Linked DNA regions of Mus musculus: region 2 is linked to region 1. Evidence: chromatin loops called from intact Hi-C (ENCODE). Cell type or tissue: gastrocnemius. All regions are shown on one strand.

The links. Hi-C counts contacts between places; a loop is a spot of excess contacts. Peaks named below come from ENCODE experiments on the same cell type or tissue, not always from the same donor. Only the 100,000 strongest peaks of a DNase experiment are listed, where the experiment ranks them.
Region 2: a loop joins it to region 1, with 2.3 times the contacts of the local background. A loop is called at or near these places in 1 of 42 quality-filtered maps.

The regions. Positions count from the first base shown.
Region 1 is chr1:59,407,297-59,412,296 of GRCm38, reverse strand. All of the region lies in intron 2 of Gm33724 (a long non-coding RNA gene), which reads left to right. Among named protein-coding and RNA genes, the nearest start is that of Gm33724, 9.1 kb to the left of the region's middle. In gastrocnemius, no CTCF peak of the experiment used is centred here; a DNase peak (open chromatin) is centred at 2,519; H3K27ac peaks cover 2,776 bases.
Region 2 is chr1:59,474,523-59,479,522 of GRCm38, reverse strand. No RefSeq gene overlaps it. Among named protein-coding and RNA genes, the nearest start is that of Fzd7, 5.1 kb to the left of the region's middle. In gastrocnemius, no CTCF peak of the experiment used is centred here; no DNase peak of the experiment used is centred here.

The DNA.
Region 1 (5,000 bases):
TGTTATATCATGGTGGCTACAGAGGGACTGTCTCAGCAACAGGTCACAAGCCAGGACACCTGCACCCCCCACCTCCCATGCCATCTCACCGTGTAGCCCTAGTTGGCCAGTACTTGCTAGGCAATCCAGGCTGGCCTTGAGTTTTCAGCAGTCCTCCAGCCTCAGCCCCCCTCCCCCCCCCCAGCAGTGGGATTACAGGCATGTGCCGCCAAACCTGAATAAACTTTTCACTTTATTTTGTAATTTAATACCTATATGCCTTTATGATATAACAAAATAAATCAATATTCATACACAATGTGTAGTAGTCAAATCAGGGTAAAATAAGGATTTCTGTCTTCTCAAATAGTATTTCTATTTGCTGGAAAACATTGCTTGCTCTCTTTTTTAGATTTATTTATTTTTATGTGTATATGGGAGTTTTGCCTGCATGTATGTTTGCCCACCATGAGTCCCATGGAAGCCAGAACTGGACAAGAATTATGGATACTTGTGAGCCAGCATATGTGTTCTGGGAACCAACTGTATCTTCTGCAAAGACAAGTGTTCTTAGCTGCTTAGCCATCTCTCCAGTCCCTTCTCTTTTACTCTGAAACACTGTTGTAGACTGTGGTTAGCCAACTCTACAGTAGAACACCAGAACTTTTAAGTCTTTGTACCCAGCTCTGTTTTGTTGGCCTATAAACTGATTTCTTTCAGTTCCCATGTGATTCTGTACCTTTCCACTTTTTTAGTAACTGCTATCCCACTCTCTTGCTTAAGATCAATATTAAATCACTACAAACAAACAAATAAGAACATGAAGTAAGTCTCTCTGTGGCTGCCTAGTTTCACTTGTCCATCAGTCCTTTCATCTTTGGTGTAAGTGACAGGACTTCAGTTTTTTATGGCTCAGTAACAGTGTTAGGCACATATGTCTTACTTTCTTCATTCATTCACACTTTGATGGGCAGCTTGGTTGGTACCAGATCTTGGCTACTGGGAATGGTGCTGTGCTTAGCATAAGAGCACAGGTGTCTCCTTCATGTAAGAGTTAATTTCTTTGCATAAATACTTGGTTGTGAGAGTGCCAGTTCGTAGGGGAGTTCAAGGGTTCTCGACCTTCCTAATACTGTGAGCCTTTTAATACAGTTCCTCATGTTGTGGTGACTCTCAGCCAGAACATTGTTTTTGTTGCTACTTCATAACTGTCATTTTGCTACTGTTATTAATAGAAATGTTAGGCAAGATATCTGATATGTGACTCTCAAAGGAGTCGTGACTCACAGAGTTCTTGAGAACTGCCGGTGTAAAGAAACCTCCATAAGTGTTTTAGTTAGGATTTCTACTGATGCCATGACCAAAAACAACGTGCAAGAATGGGTTTATTTCACTTATTTATTATTTATTTATTTACATTCTACCCTACACTTTCAGGTAATAGTTTATAACTGAGAAGTCAGGGCAAGAACCTGGAGTCATGAACAGAGGCAAAAGCCATGGAGGGATGCTGTTTACTGGCTTGCTCCTCACAGCTTGCTCAGCCTGCTTTCTTGTAGAACCCAGGACCACCTGCCCAGGGGTGGCCCCACCCATAGTGAGCTGGGCTCCCCCACATCAACCATTGATCAAGAAAATACCCCTGCAGATTTGCCCCCAGGCCAGTCCTATGGAGACATTTTCTCAGTGAAGATCCCCTCTTCCCAGCTGTGACAGGAACCACCCAGCACAGTTTTCCAGTGGCCATTCCCACCGTGCATGTTTGAGTTTTCCTTCCTCTGTGTTCTCACCAGCATTTGCTACTTAGTCCTTTGAATCACAGCCATTGTGACTGGGTTGAGGTACTGGCTCTCTGTCCCTTTGATTTACAATTCTGCTTAGTGATACTGAGCGTCTTAATCTAACTTGGGGTCATTTGTGTGTCTTCAGACCATTTGCCAGAGTTTTGATTGGAGTTCTTCGTTGTGCTGTTCTTTAGTTATTATAATATCTGAATGTGTAGCCTTCTCTGTTGGACAGTTTGCAAATAACTCCTCTCAGTGTGTGGGTTGTCCCTTCACTCTGATACCCGTTTCCCTCACTGTGTAGAAGCCTCTTAGTTGGATATAATCCCATTAGTATGTTTTTACTTTTGCCTGTGGTTTTGGGAGTCTTATCCTAAAAGTATCTACTCTGATCACATGTCTTGAAGCATTTCCTTTGTGTTTTCTTCTAGTAAGTTCAAAGTTTCAGGTCTTAATTTAAGTCTTTGATTCTTTCGAGTTGTTTTTTGTATATCATGAGAGGGAGGAATTTAGGTTTCATTCCACATGTACTGCCTGACTCTTGCCCAAAAAAATGTTGTGGCAGCCACATTCTCAGCAGTGGGTGGGAAAGCCAGTCTCCCCACACCCTCTCTTTTGGAAAGCAGTTGTTGATTACCAAGCAGACTTGCTTATAGGGACGCAGTGAGCCCGTATCAGTTAATTACTTTCAGATATGTGACACCCACAGGACATCTGCTCTTAAGTGACAGCTGAGACTGGCCTGGTGAGACTCTGGCGTTCTGCCAAAGCTCTGGAACCTGACTTCTGACTCGTGACCTTCTTGCTGCTCCTTAGATGGTTTCTGCAGCTCGTTTCACCGATACACCCACAGTGACAGACCTTGTCCAGCCTGTGCTGACTGACTGATGGAGCTTCTTAGAACATTCCCCACGTTTCTCAAGCTTGTCCTTGGAATATTCTGGAAGCTTTTCTTCCTTTCTCCCTCCTTCCCTTCCTTCCTTCCTTCCTTCCTTCCTTCCTTCCTTCCTTCCTCCCTCCCTCCCTCCCTCCCTCCCTCCCTCCCTCCCTCCCTTTCTTCCTTCTTTCCTTTCTTCTTTCCTTCCTCTATCTTTCTGGTGACAGTAGAGCATGGTAGATTCTGGGTTTGAATCCTGCTTTTAACTGTGTGACCTTGGGCAGGTGACTTTCCCTTTCTGTTCATTGGATTTGTTTCTTCATGTGCCAAAATGGGAGTAATAATCATATCTGCCCCACTGTTCTTGTGAGGCCTAGGGCAGGTGAAACAGACAAAGAGACCTTTGTGGGAACAAGAGATACAGGTTCTCACACCCTTAATCCACAAAGCCTGCTACCCACCAGGAATCTCTCTTTTCTTGTCAACAGTGAATGAAATGTGACGGTCCCTCCGATGTCTGCTCTCTTATCTTATCGAGAGAGAGAGAGAGAGAGAGAGAGAGAGAGAGAGAGAGAGAGAGAAACAACACCCCTCTAGATACGGGAGGATGCCAAGATGTCTCCAAGGATGAGCTGCCGCCGATCTGTATCTTACATGAGAAAAATCTCCTTAAAGTTTGAGGAAGAGATTTCTTTAAAAATACCATCTTCACGACTAACAAAAATCACCCACATCAGACCACTCTGACAGCTGATAAGAAGCCTGCTCTCTGTCAGTCGCAACTCGAGTCTCCCGAAATCAGTGCAGGCCTCTTCCTTAACCCATTTTTCCTTTAATTAGAACTTTTTGCCTGAGACTTTCTGATCTAGATTTAGTTTTTATTTCCATAATAACTGGGACACACACACACACACACACACAAAAAGCCGGGCGTGGTGGTGCAGATTTCTGAGTTCGTGGCCAGCCTGGTCTACAAAGTGAGTTCCAGGACAGCCAGGGCTATACAGAGAAACCCTGTCTCAAAAAACAAAAACAAAAAAAAACCAAAAAAAAAAAAGCAAAACAAAAAAACAAAACAAAAAACAAAAAACAAAACTGGGACAAGGTTTCTTTAAGTTGGTATCAGAGGCAACCCAGACCAAGCGTTGAGACAAATGGAGCCTCCAGTCAGTATATAATAGATATAGCTATGATCTTGGGAGAGGTCATTTTCCAAACGTTTCTTTTCTTCAGCTCAGCAGTTGTACTTGTTGGGGAAGAATAAGACCCAGAAAAAAAGGCGCGCGAGAGAGTGTGTGTGTGTGTGTGTGAATATCTGCACATGTGGTTCATATATATATATATATATATATATATATATATATATATGTATGAGTGTGTGTATATTGTATATGTATGAGTGTGTATGTGTGTATGAATGTGTGTGTGAATATATTTGTGTATGGTGTGTGTGTATGTGTGTTATGTGTGAATATCTATGTGTGTTGTGTATGTGAATATGTGTATGTATGCATGTGTCAGTGTGTATGTATGAGTGTGTATATTGTATATGTGTGTGTATGAGTGTGTATGTGTGTATGAATGTGTGTGAATATCTATGCATATGGTATATGTGTATGTGTGTTATGTGTGAATATCTGTGTGTGTGGTATATTTGAATGTGTATGTATATTTGAATGTGTATGTATTTGAATGTGTATGTATGTATGTATGTGTCAGTGTGTATGTATGAGTGTGTATATTGTATATGCATATGTCTGTGTAAAAGTGTGTATGTGTGTTTGAATGTGTGTGTGAATATCTGTGTGTATGGTGTGTGTGATGTGTGTATGTATATGTCAGTGTGTATGTGTCTGTGGTGTGTATATGTGTATGTGCAAGTATGTATGTGTATATGTGTGCGAGTGTATGTGTGTGTGTGTGTATGTATGAGCGAATGTACGAGTGTGTATCTGTGTGTGAGTCTGTGAGTGTATGAATGTATGTGTTAGTATACATGTGTATACATGCATGCATGTGTATGTATGTATATATATGTCTGTTAGAGTGTATGTATGAGTGTGTATGTATGTGTGTATGTGAATGTATATTTGTGTGTGAATGTTTTGTATGTGAGTGCGTGTATGAGTATGTGTGGTATGTATGTGTATATGAGTATATGTGTATATTTGTATGTGTAAAACAGGCTAGCTGGGTGTGGTGGGTCATGCCTCTAATACCATTTGAGAAACTGAGGCAGGAAAATTGCTGTGAGTTCCAACCCAGCCCTGGCTATAGAGTGAGAGAGACCTTTTCAAAAAAACTTACAGTAAATTAGTCAATCAATTAAATAAATACAGGCCAAAGATGGATACTTTTGT
Region 2 (5,000 bases), 67 kb before region 1:
CAGCTCCTTAGTGATATTCTAATTCAAAACAAAACTGCGCACATTTGCGCCAAAGAGAGAGAGATCTGCTTGTGAGACAATGCTGAAACTTTCTATGCCTGCCTCATGTCAAATGCTATGATAAAAAAGAAAAAAAAAAAAAAGAAGGTATCTTTAGTTTTGAGATGCTATGGTTTCAAGGAGCCATGCCATAAAGCAGCAGACCAGAAGAGGTAAGTTCACGATGTAAGGAGCCAAGTCTGTTTTAGGCTCTCTGACAAGTGAGGCAATGTTGGTTTACACTCTCCCTGGGATTAATTTTCTTTCCAAACAACACCTTCCACACCCAGCTCCCAAAGCTGGTATCTTCTTTGGAAAGCCAAGGGTGGAAAATTTTGTAACTGTCTGCTGCAAAACTTCCAATTGTCCCTGCCCTTTAAAATAACAAAGGCCTTTATTTCTTCACATCATAGTCATATATGGCCTCAAAGAAAGTGGTGGTAGTCACTAGCTCCATTTTTTTTTTCCAAGTACTACTTATTTTGGCTAGGTCCCAGGTTTATCTAGCTGAATTACATTCTGATGTCAGAGCAGATTTGAAAATGGCCACGTGGTGCCACAATCCCGTTCTGGTAATGAAACTCTGGCTGCAAGAATCCATGGAAGGCCAGAAAGGCACCTTGGAGCACACACCCATCTTTCTGACCTCTCTTTTGCCAGACATTTTGGCATTATAATGAAGATTTGAGATATCTAATTGCCAGGTGGCCACCAACTTGTGTTCATTTTAGTTTGGGTGTTGACTTGTTCTCTACCCAAACATTTTTATCTTTAAATTACTTTCAAATGTTATGGAAGTTAGAGATGTCCAGATTGAAGACAAGGAAGGCCACTAGTGCTGTAGTGGTGCTCACATTTGGTGGGCGGGCAGAGGTGCTTTATATCGCAGACTCAGTTACTGTATTTGTTGGACCAACTTTTTTTTTTCTTGACCAAGAGTTTTATGAGTTACTTATGGTTGTATAACAAATAGTTCCCAATTTAGCAGCTTTGAAAGAACAAATACTTGGTATCTACAGTTTCTAAGTGTTAGGAACCTGGGTATACTTAGCTTGGCCTGGCTTTGTGTCTGTCTGCTCATTGCAAGCAGGGTTAGTCATGGCTTCATTGAAGCTTGCTCTCTCTCTCTCTCCCTCCCTCCCTGTCTCTCTCTCTGTCTCTGTCTCTTGAGACATAGTTTCTCTTTGTAGTTCTGGCTGGCCTAGAACTCAACTCGGAGATCCACCTACCTCTGCCTCCCAAATGTCCCACTCCCAAACTCGAATAACATGGAGCCCGCCTCAGGCTTTTACACACTGGTGGTCAAAGCCATCGGTTTCCTGTCATTCATCCCTCCCCTAGCACACTCAAAATATGAAACTTCGTTCAGGGTGAAGACTCAGCAGGAGAGAGCACTGGGAGTGTGGGGGTAAGAGAAGGTGAGAGTTGGAATGCCCTGGACTGTGGCACTCACAAGGGAAGCTACAGTCTTCCTAATCCCAAGAGTCCTTAGGTTACCCTCACTTAAGAGGCAACAGGGATGAAGCAAGGTGTGAAGATCCCAGTGGATGGATGTTTGGAGTGCTTCTCAAGGTGATTACGAGGAAGGTTATTTCTTGTGCCAGAGAGTTGTGTAGCCAGGACACAGAGAGAAACAGCTCTTGGCCTGCTGGCCTTGCGGCCCAAGAATGAGAACACAGAGCTGACTGGCTACAGTATCTGTTACTGTCAGAACAGAATCCTGACCCTGGAGGACTTTTCTCAAACACAGTTCTAGGAAAAGCCTCTGGGTGCAGGGAGTAAGGCACTCCATGGGGACCCTGTCTACATTCAGAGGACAAAGCCTTTTCAATACAGTCTGAGAGAGACTTGGGCCATCTGGTAACAGCACTGTAGGTAATTGCCACCTGCATCTCAGTGCCACTCTGTGTGGCACTAAGGTGTGGGCTGAGTGCAGAGGTGGCCAGAGCAGACTGGCTTGGTTCTGGTTCTCACTACTGAATTCCTGTCCTGCCTCAGGCCAGTCACCTAACTTCCCTAGTTCCCTCCAGTGTGTGGAGAGGATTAATGGTGTAAGAGCTGTAAGGTGCTTATGACCCAAACACAAGAAAATCATCACAACAGCATTCTGGTTTAGTTATGGGATGCAAAGCATGAGATGAAATAAAAGGCCCATTTAGCAGTGTATCTGTGGCTTGGGGTCTTTGCTGAAGTTATATATATATGTGTGTGTGTGTGTGTGTGTGTGTGTAATATATATGTATTGTATATGTGATATATAAAGTGTGGCTATTTGGATGCGCAACACATAATATATTATATTATAGTATATATTATAGCAGTATGCTAGAGGATGTTTCTAATGATTGCCTAGGAGAAAAACTTTGGTCTGCACTTTCCCCAATTTCCAAGGTATAGATACTGCTGCTATGGTGGCTGACCCAACATGTTGTCAGTGAGCTCGGAGTTGAAAAAATGTGCACACAGGAAACCCTTGGTGTCTGCTCTAGGGCACTAACGGGCTTATAGAGCTTCTCTTCCAATTGCTTTGAGCATCCAAATAGTCACATTTTAAATATAATGACCACTGCTTGTACTGTGCCAGGTGCTATAAATACACTATGTCTAATTTCCTAACAACCCTGGGAGATTCCTGGTAGATGCTCCCTAGAGAAGCCAGGCCTAGACTAAAGCCAAAACCTATACAGCGGTTTTTACAAGCACTCTGTGGCATACACAGCTAATCTCTGTTGTTGTTGTTGTTGTTGTTGTTAATACAGAGAAGCCTTAGAATGTTGGCACCTAAGACTCAGGCCTACGTTAATGATGCCCGTGAGTGTTACTTCTGCTGTTTCAGCCCACTTATAAGAACCCATCAATTCACTCTAGTTTTCCAAGAACAAAGGAGTTCCTACTGCTGAAACTGCCCTAGTGGGCATCTAACCTCACTCCTGTCACTAAGGCAGGCAGGAAACTTGGTAGTTTTCAGGTCATCCCTATAAGAGAATGCAGGCCCTACCAGCAGAGAGCTGGCAGGAGAACAGCAGGGGGTGGACTCATAGTAGCAGTGGTAAATGCCCCCAAAGAAACTTCTAGAAGACTAAAGATGGGAGTTGGAACCATAGAGCTCGCACCTAGCTGGTTACCAGAATCATCTGAAGAGTGGGGTGGGGGGAGTGAAGGGAGAAAAGGGAAGGGGAGAGAAAAAAAAAGGGAAGGGAAGGGAATTCAGAAGCTTAACCCCACCACATCATGTTGGGTCAGAATTTCTGGCATAGGATTTGGGATTTAAAGTTTTTCAGAGCTCACTAGGGGATTTTTTTGTGTTAGTAAGGCTTGGGGACTTCTATCTCAAACCAGTGCATTGTCACTGTTGCTACACAGAATTTCTTCAGTCTCACAGAGTCCTTACTCTGCCTAATTTCATTTTGAACTGAAGGCTACAAATATCAAAATTGTAAATGAGCAGTGTGTGTGTCTGTGTGTAATGGGGGGAGAGAGACAGACAGAGAGAGACAGAGAGAGAAAGAGAGAGAGAGAGAGAAGAGAGACAGAGGAGGGAGGGAGGTGAAGCCAGAGAGGGTTGGACAAGTGACTGAATGTGTGATGTTAGCTTCTGAGATCTTATCTATGAGGCTCAAGTTCACTGCTGCTATTCTGAAGTGAGACAGCTGCTACTCCCACAGCTCACTTCCTCAGACCGACATTACCCTCTTGGACCACATGAACCCTGACCTCAAAGACTGAGTCATGAATAGATAATGTGACAGAGCCTGGAGGTTGTCTGTCATGAGACCATTGTCCAACAGGTGTATCTGCGGATACAGATTGGCCACCTAATTACATCCTTTGTTTTCAGGAAGGTCTAATGTAAATACACAGTGAACAGAAAAGCAAAAATCAAGAATCAGGAGAAATTTGGAGGAGGCAAGTGCTGTTCAGACAACTGTGCAGGTAGAAATGGTAGCAGCAGAAGCGGTAGAAGGAACAACAGGAAGGCAAAAGGGGAAATAGGAAGGCGAGAAGTAAGGAAGGGACAAAAAAAATCCACATATTTTAAGAAGAGAGGATATCTGGAGAGGCATCTCAGTAGTCAAGAGTACTAGCTGTGTTTTCAGAAGAATGTGGGTTCAAGGTCAAGTACCTACATGGTGGCTCACAACAGGGAACCCGGGGATCAAACACCTTCTTCTGCCCTGCCCCTCCCCCAGGTATCAGACATTCATGTAAGCAAAACACCTGATCACATAAAAATAAAATAAAATAAAATAAAATAAAATAAAAAAGAATTAAAGAGGAAGAAGAGCCCAAATCACAGGGGCTGCTTCCTGGCTCTCTTCCTGCTCTCAAAATCCTACCATGACCCGATGAAACCACTTGACCACTTATCTTTTACTAAGCTTCTAGGGAAAACTCTACCAGCCCTATGCCAGGACCTGGAAAAAGCTGAACACATGGGCATCTTCTGACTTTCCTGGGAGCCCAGGAGGAGCATTTACTCCCAGCTGACAAGCCAGCTTCAGTCCTGCAGAGAGCTGTGTGCAGCCGGTGGGTACATGGCTGCCTAGCGTGCATGACTCCCGGGTTAGATTCCCTAGCACTGCCCAGGACCTAGTGTGGTAGCTTGAACCTGTAATCCCAGATCTCAGAACTTCAAGATCACACCCAGCTCATTGCAAGCTCAAGGCTGGCTTGGGATACATAAGACCCTGCAGAACAATGAGCAAGCAAGAAAACAAAACAAACCAAACCTGGGAAATATAACAGGACTACAATCAAGATATTAACTGAATTATCTGTAAAAGCTCCGCCGTCTCTTTCTCCTGGGTCGGGAGGAGAAATAAATTTGTTACGGCGTACTACCACCTTCAACATGTTGTGGGACTGCTGTCCGTCCTTCAGTAGCTCCTCTTCCGAAGTGACAGACAGATAGGAGCCCCAGTGTTTGGTTGCACATATGGTCTAGGAAGCTTTCTTTCTTG